Linked DNA regions of Homo sapiens: region 2 is linked to region 1. Evidence: chromatin contacts called from ENCODE Hi-C or POLR2A ChIA-PET data. All regions are on one chromosome and are shown on one strand. Each heading gives the region's core, a stretch centred on a gene start or an enhancer-like site at or near the end of the contact. The rest is flanking DNA. Distances are from core to core; before and after follow the strand shown. Region 1 overlaps CECR3 (cat eye syndrome chromosome region, candidate 3). Region 2 has its middle 30 kb from the start of CECR2.

Region 1 (7,627 bases), core at 3,260-5,759:
GAGACTGTCTCAAAAAAAAAAAAAAAAAGAGAGAGAGAGAAAGAGAGATAAAAGAATAAAAGTTTAGGACGGGCGCAGTGGTTCACGCCTGTAATACTAGCACTTTGGGAGGCCAAGGCAGGCAGATCACCAGGTCAGGAGATCGAGACCATCCTGGCTAACATGGTAAAACCCCATCTTTACTAAAAATAAAAAATAAAAAAAATTAGCTGGGCGTGGTGGCGGGCGCCTGTAGTCCCAGCTACTTGGGAGGCTGAGGCAGGAGAATGGTGTGAACCTGGGAGGCAGAGCTTGCAGTGAGCTGAGATCGCGTCACTGCACTCAAGCCTGGAGAACAGAGCGAGACTCCGTCTCAAAAAAAAAAAAGAATAAAAGGTTAGCCGGGTGTGGTGGTTCACGTCTGTAATCCCAGCACTTTGGGAGCCCAACACGGGCTGATCACCTGAGGTCTGGAGTTCCAGACCAGCCTGACCAACGTGGCAAAACGCCATCTCTACTAAAAATACAAAAATTAGCCAGGCATGGTGGTGGGCGCCTGTAATCCCAATTACTTGGGAGGCTGAGGCAGGAGAATCGCTTGAACCTGGGAGTCGGAGGTTGCAGTGAGCTAAGATCGTGACATTGCACTCCAGCATGGGTAACGGAGTGAGACCCTGTTCCAAAAAAAACCAAAAAAAGTGGCAAAAATAGACTTAAAGAATTTTTTTTTTCCTTGAGATGGAGTCTCTCTCAGGCGTGATCTCGGCTCACTGCAACCTCCGCCTCCCGGGTTCACACCATTCTCCTGCCTCAGCCTCCCGAGTAGCTGGGATTACAGGTGGCCGCCACCATGCCCGGCTAATTTTTGTATTTTTTAGTAGAGACAGGGTTTCACCATATTGGCCAGGCTGATCTCGAACTCCTGACCTTGTGATCCACCCACCTCAGCCTCCCAAAGTGCTGGAATTACAGGCATGAGCCACCGTGCCCAGCCAAGAATATTTTTTGAGGATTGTAAGCTCCTTTAGGAGGAGAACCACGCCTGGCTTGCTATCTCCCCACCAGAACCCCCATCTCTATCACAGGGTCTTACACAAAACAGGTACTCCAAAAAAAAAAACTTTAAAAATTCATCAGTTCTTGATTCTCTCATCTAACCTGGTGTAAATGGCTGAAGTAGAGATGGGTGGGATCTAGGCCTTTGGACATTTGACTGCATCACAGATGCTGAGGCAAAACCCACCCGCCAGGAGACTGCTTGAATTTTCACTAGAATGCCAGTCCTAGCCTTGGAGTTATGGCTTGAGCCTAGGAGTTCAAGCCTAGCCTGGGCAACATAGGGAGACCCCGTCTCTAGAAAAAATTTAAAAAATTAATTGGGTGTAGTGGTGCATATCTGTAGTCCCAGGCAGCCAGGAGGCTTGCCTAAGCCCAGGGGTTTAAGACTGCAATGAGCTATGATTGTGCTATTGCACTCCAGCCTGGGAAAAAGAGCCAGATCCTGTCTTAAAAAAAAAAAAATGGTTAGGGCCAAGTGGGGTGGCTCACGCCTGTAATCCCAGCACTTTGGGAGGCTAAGGCAGGTGGATTGCCTGAGGTCAGGAGTTCAAGACCAGCCTGGCCAACATGGTGAAACCCCGTCTCTACCCAAAATACAAAAATTAGCCAGGCATGCTGGCGCGCGCCTGTAGTCCCAGCTACTTGGGAGGCTGAGGCAGGAGAATCGCTTGAACTCAGGAGGCGGAGGTTGCAGTGAGCTGAGCATCACGCCACTGCACTCCAGCCTGGGCAACAGAGTAAGACTGTCTCAAAAAAAAAAAAAAACAGGTTAAAACATAATAAAAATGGAGATTTTAATAGCGCCTCCCTCACTAAATAATCCCATAGGATAAAGGATGTAAAACTTCTGCCACAATGCATGATACATATATAGCAGGCACTCAAGAAAGAATAGCTGGTATTATTCTTGTTATTATTGCAACTATAGTCGATAAAGCCTTTGTAAGTACAATCTACCAGAATACATTTCTTAAGGCTAAGTTTCTTAAATGTAACAAATAAATTCCACTATCACCTTTGAAATCCATTTATCAGTCCGCTTGGTTTATTTTCCCATGTTCTTTAGGTTGAAGGGAGAAATGGGAGATGTTTGACAGAATTTTTTTTTTTTTGATGGAGTCTCGCACTGTAGCCAGGCTGGAGTGCAGTGGCACGATCTCAGCTCACTGCAACCTCTACCTCCCAGGTTCAAGCGATTCTCCTGCCTCAGCCTCTCAAGTAGCTGGGACTACAGGCACGCACCACCACGCCCAGCTAATTTTTGTATTTTTAGTAGAGACGGGGTTTCATCATATTGGCCAGGATGGTCTCAATCTCCTGACCTCGTGATCCATCCGCCTCAGCCTCCCAAAGTGCTGGGATTATAGGCACGAGCCACCGTGCCCAACCTTGACAGAATTGTTTTCGGAGAGTTCCATTAAATTTGGCCTCACCAATAGGTGGGTCCACTCTATTCGGATAAGGACTAAGTCAACCGTTATCTCTGTATTCCTTTGGGTCCAGCAATGTCAGTCACAGAGTAAGTGCTCAAAGAAACGTTTGATAAATGAAATGGAATCCATCTGAAGCCCAAGAGCACTTACCTTATATAAAGCAGAGCTCAGGGAGCCTCCCTGGGAGGTAGAAGGTGCAGGAGCCATTAATCCCATAGAAATCTGAACCGGAAATGCTCAAGAAGATGGTATGCTGGAGCTTCTGCCCTTTGGAACCCCTGACCTGCAAGAGGCAACTCCCAGAGCTTCCCTAAGATAAAAGTTTTAACTGGTGCCTCAGCCAGGGAATCTGGGTTTGGGAAAAAGACAGCAATTCAAGCTGGCTGTCTGACCAACCAACCACCATTAAGGGGTAATTTTTCGTTGTTGTTGTTTTTGTTTTATACAGAGTCTCGCTCTGTCGTCCAGGCTGGAGTGCAGTGGCATGATCTCAGCTCATTGCAACCTCTGCCTCCCAGGTTCAAGTAATTCTCCTGTCTCAGCCTCCCAAGTAGCTGGGACTACAGGCACCTACCACCACGCCCTGCTAATTTTTCTATTTTTAGTAGACATGGGGCTTCAACTTGTTGGTCAGGCTGGTCTCAAACTGCTGACCTCAGGTGATCCACCTGCCTCAGCCTTCCAAAGTGCTGGGATTACAGGCTACAGGTGTGAGCCAACACACCCCACCTAAGGGGCGATTTTATTGGGTTATCCTGTCTCTGGAGAAGGAAACAGGCCACAGTCAATGAAATTAGCATTCTAAAAGCAAGAGAATCTGTAAAGTAGAAAAGGACCTTGAGATGGGAGCATGCGTTTTACACAGGAAGGCCCAGATTTGGCCCAGTCTGCCCCAAGACCACCTAACTTGTCAGTAGCAAAGCTGGGATGAATAAAAGCTCAGCTTCCTGACTCCCTGTCCCCAGTTCTTTCCACCACTCCAGCTGGCCACTCCCAATCCCCCTGCTAAGCCAACCCACCTACAGTGTCACTGTCCCTCATTCCCAAATCCCTTACTCAATCCCCCACAGCCTTTTCCATCCTTCCTGCCTTCCTAGCGCTATAGGGTTGGCGGGGCAGAGTGCTCAGAGACCAGCAAGCTGGGATGTGGGGTCTTCCCGAGGTGGTGCAGGATGTTTTGGCTGCTTAGAGGAGGAGCAGGGCAGGCATCTGCAAAAGGCATCTGCATTTCTTACACACTCCCTAACTGCCAGGCCCAGTGCCAGATCGCAGACCCTTTGTCAACAGAGATGCCCTGGCTTTGTAAACCAAGAGGGAGGCAGAAAAAGTCCTCTAGCAACACAGACTGGCCTCTGGGGGAGGCGGGAGAGGGAATTGTCTACGAAAGTTCTCATTTAAACAAACAAACAACAAGATGAAAATAATAAGCTAGGCAAAGAGCCAAGGGGGAACAGCAAGCAAACTCCTGAAATTGCACTGTAATTAAAGCATAGCTGCCTTCCAGATTCTCAAGTGCTGAGATGGGCTGGAGGGATGTTTACTAACCTGGTCAAAAGACATCAGGGCAAATTAAGCTCATCCCAGCCTTGCCTCCAAACACTTTAGAATGCAAATGAGACATGCCAAATTTGCATCTGGGGCATGAAGGGGACCAATAAGTAACCTGTACAGGTCTTGAGCGTTTGGTGAGAAGAATCCAAACTGGCCACTGTGAAGGGAGGCACTGGGGAATGCTGAGCAGGGGGTGGGGTGGCTATCCTGTTTCACCAGAGATGATTTTTTTTTTGGTTTGGTCCAGGCCGATCTCGAGGCTAGGAGCTAGCTGACTAGCCCTCCAGGACCATGCCAATTCACATATGAGAGTACACCAGACTTAGGCCCAGGAAGATTTACATGAGTTTGTGCCAGTATTAACCCCCGGAGATGCCTACCCAATCAGAGCCATTGCGCCAAGGCAAGGAAGGCATTGCCAGGGCGTTTGCATGACAGAAACTAGCATATGGGCTCAAGAGAAACCTTTCTGGGCAGGGGGAGGGAGGGCCATACCCACATGAATCACTCTCTGGTGGTTTTGCTTTGGTTTCAGAACCTGTGGCTAAGGCAGAAGGACCAGTAGGGCCCCTGGCCGCGTTGATTTTTCTCCTCCCAGCTGCTTCTGTCTCTCTCTCAGGCTCCTGGAAACAAAACAGCTGAGCAGATAAACAAGTCACCACCTGCACCCTCCTCCCCCGTGACACCGCCCCTGTCCCCAAGTCCCACCCCTTCTTCTTGCACTCTCTCCCTCCATTCCTCCCTGAAGCCAAACTTCCGGCAGCAGCTGCAGCTGCTCTCTCCCCTCCCATGCCTGCCTCCCCAGCACAGTCCCCTGCCGCAGCCCCTGCCCCACCAATGGCAAATGAGGAACATGTGTATAGAGCCCTGGGCTCTCCCTCCTCCTGAGGCCATTTCCAACAAAACACTTGTGCTTTCTGAAAGTAAGATGTGGAGCTCTGGAGTCCCCAAGGAAAACGGGTTTATGGCATCCGCCAGCCCTGGAGCCAGTGAGTGTCTGGCCCCTTGGCCCAGAGCCCCACTGCCAGGCACAGGCAAACTGGGAGGAAGGGGTTAATCTGAGCAGAGGAGGCCAGGAGGGGCCCAGTTCCATTCCCGACTGCAGGGGATGCTCATCCCCGGGATGGAGGTCAGCAGGAAGCAGCTCAAAGAGGCCAGGAGGCCAAGGCCCAGTTTAAACACTGAATGAAGGCCACCTTTTCAGTAGCATGCACATGTGTGCATGCACACACACGTACACACTCATACACACATGTTACCATGCACATAGTATCCTCTTATTAACAACGTTAAGGTTGTCACGACAGACTCTGGGTTTGGTGTCGGAAGCCCTGCATCAGGGCTGTTTAATAAGTCCCCAGCGCCAATGGTAGGCACTATGGAGGCCCAAACTGTTGGGGAGGGGAACCTCAGAGTGCCTTCTCCCAGGGAGGGGTGTGTGTGCCAGGAGCTGGGTGATGGAGCTCCTCCAGAGCTTTTCTTGGAAGTTCAGAGTTTAACTCTGGGTTAGTAGGGCTCACCTTAGTTCTGAGGCATGTAGGTGAAGACACTGCAATTAGGAAGGTGATGGGGCAGGGGACTAGCCTGTCTTCACCCCCAGGCTTATGTCTGTCTTTCTTCCTTTCTTCCTTTTCTTTCCTTCCTTCTTCCTTCCTTTCTTCCTTTCCTTCTTTCCTTCTTCTTTCTTTTTTTTTTTTGAGATGGAGTCTAGCTCTGTCACCCAGGCTGGAGTGCAATGGTGCGATCTCAGCCCACTGCAACCTCCGCCTCCCGGGTTCAAGTGATTCCCCTGCCTCAGCCTCCCAAGTAGCTGGGATTACAGACACCCACCACCACGCCCAGCTAATTTTTGTATTTTTAATAGAGACGGGGTTTCACCATGTTGGCCAGGCTGGTCTTGAACTCCTGACCTCAAGTGATCCACCTGCCTTGGCCTCTCAAAGTGTTGGGATTACAGGCGTGAGCCACCGTGGCTGGCCCTTTTCTTTTTTCTTTTTTTTTTTTAAGAAGCAGAGTCGGCCGGGCGCAGTGGCTCACACCTATAATCCCAGCACTCTGGGAGGCCCAGGTGGGTGGGTCACGAGGTCAGGAGTTCAAGACTAGTCTGGCCAACATAGTGAAACCCTGTCTCTACTAAAATACAAAAAATTAGCCAGGCATGGTGGCGTGTGCCTGTAGTCCCAGCTACTCAGGAGGCTGAGGCAGGAGAATCGCTTGAACCCAGGAGGCGGAGGCTGCAGTGAGCCAAGATCGCACCACTGCACTCCAGCCTGGGCGACAGACAGAGTGAGACTCCATTTCAAACAAACAAACAAAAAGAAAAAAAGAAAGAAAGAAAGAAAAAGTAAGAGTCTCGCTCTGTCTCCCAGGCTGGAGTGCAGTGGGGTGACCTTTCCTCACTGCAGCATTGAACTCCTGGGCTCAAGGAATCCTCCCGCTTTAGCCTCCTGAGTCTATAGGTGCACACCACCACACCCAGCTAATTTTTAAGTGTTTTGTAGAGACAGGGTCTCCCTATGTTGCCCAAGCTGGTCTCAAACTCCTGGCCTGAAGCGATCCTCCTGACTTGGCCTCTCAAAGTGCTGAGATTACAGTTGTGAGCCACCATGCCCAGACCACATTTCCCCAGAACTCTATCTTTCCTGCTTGTGGACAAGGCAGGGGATGGATTTGGCGTCTGAGAAAGACAAACACAACCTTTAATTTGCTGACTGTCTCATACCTGTCTGCACAGCCTGCTGCTGTTTCGTGTGGAAAGTAACAGTAGCCTGGATAGCTCACAGCTGGGTTTGAAACAGTTAATGGCTGAGTGACCTTGAACAAATTACTTGACCTCCCTGAGCCTGTCTTCTCATTGGTAAAATGTTAACAATATCTGGCTCTGACTCAGAGTTAAATTACTCTTTTGTTTTTCAGGTGGAATTAAGTGACAAGGCAAAGCTAATGTAAGATACATAAAACACCAAAAACACCAAGCATTCTGCCGTGAACCCATTTGGTGCTCAATAAAATCATTGCCCTTTTTTTGGTGTTTTGTTGGAGACAAAACGGAAACACCAAATGGCTGGTGGAAGTGGTAGGAAAAAAGGAGACCAAAAACCCAGTGGCTCTGAAGAGGTACCTGCAGACCCACTGGGCAGGGTAGAGAGGAGCCCAGTGGGAACTTTTCTGCCAGGAGGAATCAGCGGGCAGAGCTCTTCTTCCCATTTGTCCAGCAGGGCTTCTCATCCTCAGCACTGCTGACATTTGCGCCAGATATTTCTTTGTTTTGGAGGCTGTCCTGTGCACTGTCGGATGTTTAGCAGCATCGTCAGCCTCTACTCTCCAGGTGAAGTAGCAAGTTGTCTGCCTCCCGCAGTTATGACAATCAGAATGTCCTGGTGGAGGGGGGCAGAATCACCCTGTGAGCTCCGCTATAGAGCTCAGAGCCCCACCTCCTTTAGGAGTCTGAGCCAAGGCTGCGTCCACAGGAGGGAGTCACTGACGGTTGGAGGACTGATATTCACCAATACCTTTCCCACAAACAAGAGATGCCTGAGAAAGACCTGGTCATGCAGGAGGTGGTGAGTGGCTACTGGAAGAAATATGGTGGCTGGGGGAGGGGC
Region 2 (7,666 bases), core at 2,848-5,347, 81 kb after region 1:
GGTTGCAGTGAGCTGAGATCATGCCACTGCACTTCAGCCTGGGTGACAGAGCGAGGCTCTGTCTCAAAAGCAAACAAACAAACAAAAAAGAAAGTTTGCTCCAGGTCAGCTCTGGGTATAAACAGGAGGAACCCAGTTTGAATAGGAAATAATATCTAACAGATACTCTTACTAACTTCTATTCTCTTATTAGTCAACTAATTTTTTTTTTTTTTTGAGACAGGGTCTGATTCTGTCGCCCAGCTTGGAGTGCAGTCGTGCAATCTCGGTTCACTGCAATCTCCTGGGCTTAGCCAGTGATCCTCCCACCTCAGCTTCCTGAGTAGCTGGAACTACAGGCGTCCACCACTGCACCTGGCCAGATGGTCAACTCATTTTTAAGAAGGACTGCTTGTTGGCTGGGCACGGTGGCTCACGCCTGTAATCCCAGCACTTTGGGACGGTGAGGCAGGTGGATAACCTGAGGTCAGGAGTTTGAGACCAGCCTGGTCAACATGGTAAAACCCCGTCTCTACTAAAAAATACAAAAATTAGCTGGGCGTGGCAGGCGACTTAATCCTAGCTACTTGGGAGGCAGAGGCAGGAGAATCGTTTGAACCCGGGAGGCAGAGGTTTCAGTGAACCAAGATTGAGCAATTGCACTCAAACCTGGGGGACAAGAGCGAGACTTCTCTTAAAAAAAAAAAAAAAAAGAAGGACTGCTTGTTAAACTATCAATGTAGTGTCTACATTTTTACTTCATTCTGAAAAATTCAGTATAATTTTCAAATTTTTCCACTAGAAATATTTTGAGAACACATACATACAATTTTTTTTTCATTTGGGTGTGTATACATTCCCAAAATATTATAATTGGAATGTTTCTAGACTTTTTGAGGACCTTTCAGAGCAGCAAAGAACCAAAAAAAAAAAAAAAAAAACTAAACCTGTATCATTTAAATTGATTATATTAACACGGCAACTCAAGGTTTTTCACCTTGAACTGACTATAATCTTATTATTTTACAGCGTCTGTGAATCTTGGTATTAGCATAGAGAAAACATTTTTTTTTGGCAAACACAGAAAGGGGAACCTTTAAAGAGACAGACTTGCTCATTTTACAGATGAGGAAATCGAGATGCAGAAAGTGAACTGATTTGCTTAAGGTCCCTTGCTTAGTAAATAACAAACGGGGAACTAGAACTCAGCATTTCTGATTCCTGATTCTTCAACTTTCCCATAATACCTATTGCCTTGTCAACGGAAAAATGATTTTCCATTTGTATTAAGTAATCTTCTAGTATTTATTTATTTATTTATTTATTTAATTTTTGAGACAGAGTCTCTCTCTGTCACCCAGGCTGGAGTGCAGTGGCACGATGTCAGCTCACTACAACCTCCGCCTCCTGGGTTCAAGTGATTCTCCTGCCTCAGCCTCCTGAGTAGCTGGGATTACAGGCACGTGCCGCCACGCCCAGCTAATTTTTGTATTTTTAGTAGAGACCGGGTTTCACCATGCTGGTTGGGCTGGTCTTGAACTCCTGACCTCAAGCAATCCACCCTCCTCGATCTCCCAAAGTGCTGGGGTTACAGGCATGAGACACGGCACTTGGCCTTTGTTTATTTATTTACTTTTTTTTTTTTTTTAGACAAGGTCTCGCTCTGTTGCTCAGGCTGGAGTGCAGTGGCGTGATCATAGCTCACTGCAGCCTCAATCCCCTGGGCTCAAGCAATTCTCCCACCTTAGCCTCCCTAGTACTGAGGACCACAGGCGTGCATCACTATGCCCAGCTATTTAAAAGAGAAGTTTTGCAGAAACACTGTCCTGCTATGTTGCCCAGAGTGGTTTCAAACTCCTGGGCTCAAACAATCCTCCTGCCTCGGCCTCCCAAAGTGCTGAGATTACAGGTGTGAGCCACTGCGCCTGGTTCTAGTTTACTTTAAATGGTTAACCATCTGAGGCAAGGCATCTGTTTGGAATCACTCCACCTTTACCCCTTCCTTTGGCAGAAATTGTGAATTATCTTCCAACATCCATCCTCTCCTTCTTCCCTCAGAATAGAAGCCCTGATTTTCAACTGGGCATGAAACTGCTCCTTCTCCTTCCTGCTAATGGGACACAAGGGCTGATGGCATCGGGAGGTAGAAACTGTGTGTTGAGGACAGTAGAGCAGTAGGGCTCTTAGAAGGAGCCTGGCCTCTCCCTACTGTAGAGCTCCACACCTGTCTTCCTTGGTGACAACACATTTTATATTGTTTAAGTAACTTCTGCTGTTGTTGTTACCTGTAGCCAAGTTAATCCTGAACCTGGCAAGTGCTCCATCCCTCCACCCTTGTGTCTGTCTCTGCTCACAAAAGCGGTTTCCAGAGCTGTGCCTAGGTCCCATCTCTAGCAGCCTGGTCCCTCTCTGGCAGGGTCTTCTGACTTTCTGTCCTCTCTGCCTTTGTCATAGAATAGTACATTGTTGAGCTGGTTATTCTCTGGCCCTTGCCATCCTTTCTCTGCCTCTTCTCCATCGCAACAGACTGATCCCTGCGGACCTATCACTCGGGCTCCCTTGCCAGTTGGCTGGGTGCTAAGTGGCTGGGCCACTTGGAGGGACCACTGAGGGCTCAGAAGGCAGGAGGAGAGAGGGATGGGATGTTTCCTGCTCTGCTGTGTTCCTGGTATTTAGCTCTGGCACTGACTACATTTCTCCATGACTCTCGCACTGGCAGGGCAGTCCCTTCTCCTATCTCTCTCTAGGGTGCCATTCACACTGTCCGCACCCGTGCCCCTTCAGGCCTGGCGGTGACAGTGGCTCCGTGTCTTTTCTGGTTCCTGAGTGCCTCAACATCCCACATCGGTTCCTTTAACCTTGCTCCCCCGCTGTAAAAAGTCCTTCGTTTCCTTCTCCTCTGAATTCCATCGGAGTGTGCCTCTGTATCTTGCTGGACCGTGACTAATAAAATTACAGCATAGTTGTTCGCTTACTTCTGTCTCCCTTCCTGGAGTATAAGTTTCCTGAAGGTAACAAACATTGCCTTTTTTCTTGTTTGTTTTTTGCAGCTTATAGCATCATAGCATAATTTTTGACCCAGGAGTATTTGTTGAAGAATGAATACATGTAAATTAATAAATGTAATAAACCAACAAGGTATTTCTTTTAGCCAGGTGTGGTGACATGCACCTGTAGTCCCAGCTACTCAGGAGGCTGAGGAGGAAGGATTGCTTGAGCCTGTGAGTTCAAGACCAGCCTGAGCAGCATAGCGGGATCTGATCTCAGAAAAAACAAAAAGATATTTCTCTTCAGTATGCTTTCATAGTTTAGATTTTTATTTTAAGTATTCTATATTCTATTGGGAATCAGTAATACATCTTCCTTTCACCTCTAGCCAATAGCAACCCAGATCACCTTCCTGAAGCAAACACGCCAGCAATGTTATTTTAACAAAATCCATCCATATAAAACCAATGTTTGTCTTCCTCGGATCTTTACATTTGGATATTACTAATTTAATACACCTTTTAATTTCTAAAGAGACTAGAGGAAATCATATGAGTTCCTTGATTAAGTTAAATTTGAAACTTTCAAAATATATTACAAGCTCAGAGAATTTTAAAGTACACTAGAAAATCTTATTAAAAAATAAAAAATGAGTTGGGCACTGTGGCACACACCTGTAGCCCCAGCTACTCAGCAGGCTGACATGAGAGGAACTCTTGAGGGGAGGAGTTCAAGTCTGCAGTGAGCTATGATCACTCCTGTGAATAGCCACTGCTGTCCAACCTGGGCGACATAGAGAGACCCTGTGTCTAAAAACAAAAACTAAATTAACATAGTCTCTAAAAGGTTTTTTGCAGGAGTCCTCGGGAGTGTGGCGTATGGAAGAGCTTCAGTAGTCTTCACTCCTACTGCTGGGGAATCCCATTCTGTCTCCTGGAGGCAAGGGAACCTGGGTCAGAACCTGATCTGTGCACTTTCTCTGGTCTAAAACTTAAGAGGTGTTTTTGACTAATTTCCTCTCCTGCAGCCTGTATGGCCAAGCCAGGTTCCTGATGCTATCTTTGCAGCTTCTCATCACCCATTGCTCTGACTTCCCACTGGTGCAAAGCTAATCTTTGCCCTCGTTACCTCATTCCTGGCTTTTGCAAGTATCCTAAAATAGCTTCACTGCTTTCAATATGTCTCTCTTAAGTCCTTCCTGGCCCTAGGCAACCTACCCGAGCTGTTTCCCAATCTTCTCTAACAAACATTCTCCACTGAAGATAGCCTTGTTTAGTCCACCCCACAAGCACGCCTGCCCAATCCTGTCTCTGCCTGTCCCTTTGTTGATGTTGTTCCCCATATCTGAAATGCCTTTCCGCCTCCTCTCCTGGCTATCCGGACCTCACCTCTAGTTTAAGTTCAGCTCAGATTTCACCTTCACCATGAGCTTTCCTCCAGCAACTCTAAGCCACGGTCATTGCTCCCTTTCGGTATCCCATAGCACTTACTTATAGAATCAAAGAGCTGAGAGGAATCTCAGTAGGCAATAAAATCAAAACATTGATTTTACCAAATGAGATTAAGCGATCTCTCCAAGGTTACCTTGTTCGGGTAGCAAGTGATAAGCAGGAACCAAGCCTCCCAGCTCCTGGTCCAGTGTTCTGTCACAGACATTATGCCATCTCTCCTCCACTTGCCTTTACATTTCACAGGAATTTGCTTGTATTATTTACATTCATTCCATGGAACAAAGTTGTATCTCCCTATACAATAGATTGAAAGCCTCTCTTGAGATTAAAAACCATGCCTTTTACTTCTTTAATATTCTCACAGCAAATATTACACACTCAAAAAATCTTTGTTGTATTAATTTTTTAAAAAATTTTGGAGGCCGGGCACAGTGGTTCACATCTGTAGTCCCAGCACTTTGGGAGTCTGAGGTGGGAGGGTTGCTTGAGCCCAGGAGTTCAAACCCACCCTGGGCAACATAGTGAGATCCCATCTCTAAAATAAATAAATAAATAAACAAAATTAGCTAGGTGTGATGGCACACACCTCTAGTCCCAGCTACTCAGGAGGTAGAAGTGGGAGAATCACTTGAGCCCAAGAGGTTACGGCTTCAGTGAGCTGTGATTGTGCCACTGCACTCCAGCCTGGGCAACAGAGTGAGAGGTTGTCTCAAAAAAAAAAAAAAAAAAAAAAAAAAAGGCCGGGCCTGGTGGCTCACGCCTGTGATCCCAGCACTTTGGGAGGCTGAGGCGGGTGGATCATGAGGTCAGGAGTTCGAGACCAGCCTGACCAACATAGTGAAACCCCGTCTCTACTAAAAATACAAAAATTAGCTGGGCATGGTGGCACGCACCTGTAATCCCAGCTACTCAGGAGGCTGAGGCAGGAGAATCGCTTGAACCTGGGAGGCGGAGGTTGCAGTGAGCTGAGATTGCACCACTGCACTCCAGCCTGGGCTACAGAGCTAGACTCCGTCTCAAAAAAAAAAAAAAAAAGAAAGAAAAAAAGAACAAAAAAGAAAAAAATAAATGAATAAAAATTTTAAAAAATATGTTGAGGCTGGGCACAGCGGCTCATCCTGCATGTGGGAAGATTACTTGAGGCCAGGAGTTCAAAACCAAGCAACATGGTGAGACCTCACCTCTACAAAAGAATGTTAAGACCGGGTGCAGTGGCTCATACCTATAATCCCAGGTCTCTGAGAGGCTGGGAGTCAGGAGGATCTCTTGAGCCCAGGAGTTCAAGACCAGCCTGGGCAACATGGCAAAACCCCATTTCTACATACCAAAAAAATACAAAAATTAGTTTCAGCTACTTAGGGGGCTGAGGTGGGAGAATCACTTGAGCCCAGGAGGTGGAGGCTGCAGTAAGCGGTGTTCATGCCACTGTACTCCAGCCTGGTCAACAAAGTGAGACCTGATTTTTTTTTTTTTTATGGAGTTTTGTTCTTGTCACCCAGGCTGGAGTGCAATGGCACAATCTTGGCTCACTGCAACCTCTGCCTCCCGGATTCAAGCGATTCTTCTGCCTCAGCCCCTGAGTAGCTGGGATTAAAGGTGCCCACCACCAAGCCCGGCTAATTTTTGTGTTTTTAATGGAGACAGGGTTTCACCTGTTGGCCAGCCTGGTCTTGAACACCTGACCTCAGGTGATCTGCCCGCCTCAGCCTCCCAAAGTGCTGGGATTTCAGGCATGAGTCACTGCACCTGGCTGAGAGACCCAGTCTGAAAGAAAGAAAGAAAGAAAGAAAGAAAGAAAGAAAGAAAGAAAGAAAGAAAGAAAGAAAGAAAGAAAGGAAGGAAGGAAGGAAGGAAGGAAGGAAGGAAGGAAGGAAGGAAGGAAGGATTTTAAAAATTATCCACGTGTGGTGATGACCGCCAGTAGTCCCAGCTAATTGGGAGGCTGAAACACAAGGATCCCTTAAGCTCAGGAATTAGAAGCTACAGTAAGCCACTGCACTCCACCCTGGACAATGTGACAGAGCAAGGCCCTATCTCTAAAATAAGTTTAATTTAATATTTAATTTAATTTGAAAATTAAAAAGTGTTGAGTCTTTTGACAGTTCTACAGTCTTGCACATGCTGAGCACATGGTAAATACTTCAGAAATGCTAGTTGCTTGATTAGCTGAGTGAAAGACAAACATACAGATGTTCCTTTCTGCATTCAGCTAAAGGCTATCATGCATCAGGCACCATTTAGGTGCGAGAAGTGCACAGATTATTACATGAGATTGCGCTCTGGTAGGAGGTGACACACAAAGTTTTAGGGAAGGTGAATATGCACACAGCACTGCCATGCAATAAAATAACTCTTCCAGAGGAGTACTGGGAGGGTGGCCCAAAGAGGTCTCCTTTGAGATGAATCTTTTTTTTTTTTTTGAGGTGGAGTCTTGCTCTGTCGCCAGGCTGGAGTTCAGTGGCTGGATCTCGGCTCACTGCAAACTTCGCCTCCTGGGTTCAAGCAATTCCCCTGCCTCAGCCTCCCCAGTAGCTGGGACTACAGGTGCGTGCCACCATGCCCAGCTAATTTTTTGTATTTTTACTAGAGACGGGGTTTCACCATGTTGGCCAGGATGGTCTCGATCTCCTGACCTCGTGATCCACCCACCTCAGCCTCCCAAAGTGCTGGGATTACAGGCGTGAGCCACCGGGCCCAGCCTGAGATGCATCTTGAAGGACAAGTACAATTTCCTCAAGTATGTGTAGGAAAAGAACTTCCGGAATCAGGGTCAGCAGACACACGGAGGTGGGAAAGTGTGTATTGTTCAGAGGAGAGTAGGGGCCTGGCCTATGTTTGTGTTGGAGAAGTTGAGGTGGAGGCAGGTAGGTGGGATCGAGTGCAGAGAATCTTGCATGCAGAGCTAAGGAGTTTGGAACTTATCCTGTAAGCAATGCAGAGACAGGAAATGTTTTCAAGCAGAGAAGTGACAGGATCAGATACTTGGAAACAGTGTGCAGGGTGGCCTGGAAAGAAGAGCCTGCAGGCAAGGACACCAGTCAGGACACAATTCCAGGCTTCCACCGAGGGAGGACAAGCAGCAGGCAGGGGCCAGGAGGGGCGGAGCAGAGACCATGGAGTGTAGATTTTTGTCTTCCAAATATAAAAGTTATACATGAGAGACATGTATAACGACGTACAACAGTGTTAATAGTAAGTACAACAATGTTAATGGTAACATATGTACGTAATGGTATTACATGCAGTTT

Evidence for each region. A loop is a pair of places that touch in the nucleus more often than their neighbours do. ChIA-PET counts read pairs that join two places held with the same protein, here RNA polymerase II (POLR2A). Pooled maps may share reads with other maps.
Region 2: a loop to region 1 is called in a pooled map, with 2.5 times the contacts of the local background. The contact joins two enhancer-like sites. A Hi-C loop is called at or near these places in 5 of 50 pooled maps. POLR2A ChIA-PET finds 5 or more read pairs at or near these places in 3 of 52 experiments (OCI-LY7, activated B cell and activated T-cell).

Annotation. Positions count from the first base shown.
Region 1 is chr22:17,253,647-17,261,273 of GRCh38, forward strand. It overlaps CECR3 (cat eye syndrome chromosome region, candidate 3), which reads right to left. Exons shown (of 3, transcript NR_038398.2): 2 at 7,144-7,399; 3 at 3,213-4,660. Among named protein-coding and RNA genes, the nearest start is that of CECR3, 9.3 kb to the right of the region's middle. RefSeq lists an enhancer at 7,159-7,627. Within about 2 kb of position 4,510, at least 19 of the 41 ENCODE cell types and tissues checked have a DNase peak (open chromatin) inside an H3K27ac peak, as active enhancers do.
Region 2 is chr22:17,335,139-17,342,804 of GRCh38, forward strand. No RefSeq gene overlaps it. Among named protein-coding and RNA genes, the nearest start is that of CECR2, 30 kb to the right of the region's middle. RefSeq lists an enhancer at 3,235-3,404 and a silencer at 5,992-6,236. Within about 2 kb of position 4,098, at least 3 of the 41 ENCODE cell types and tissues checked have a DNase peak (open chromatin) inside an H3K27ac peak, as active enhancers do.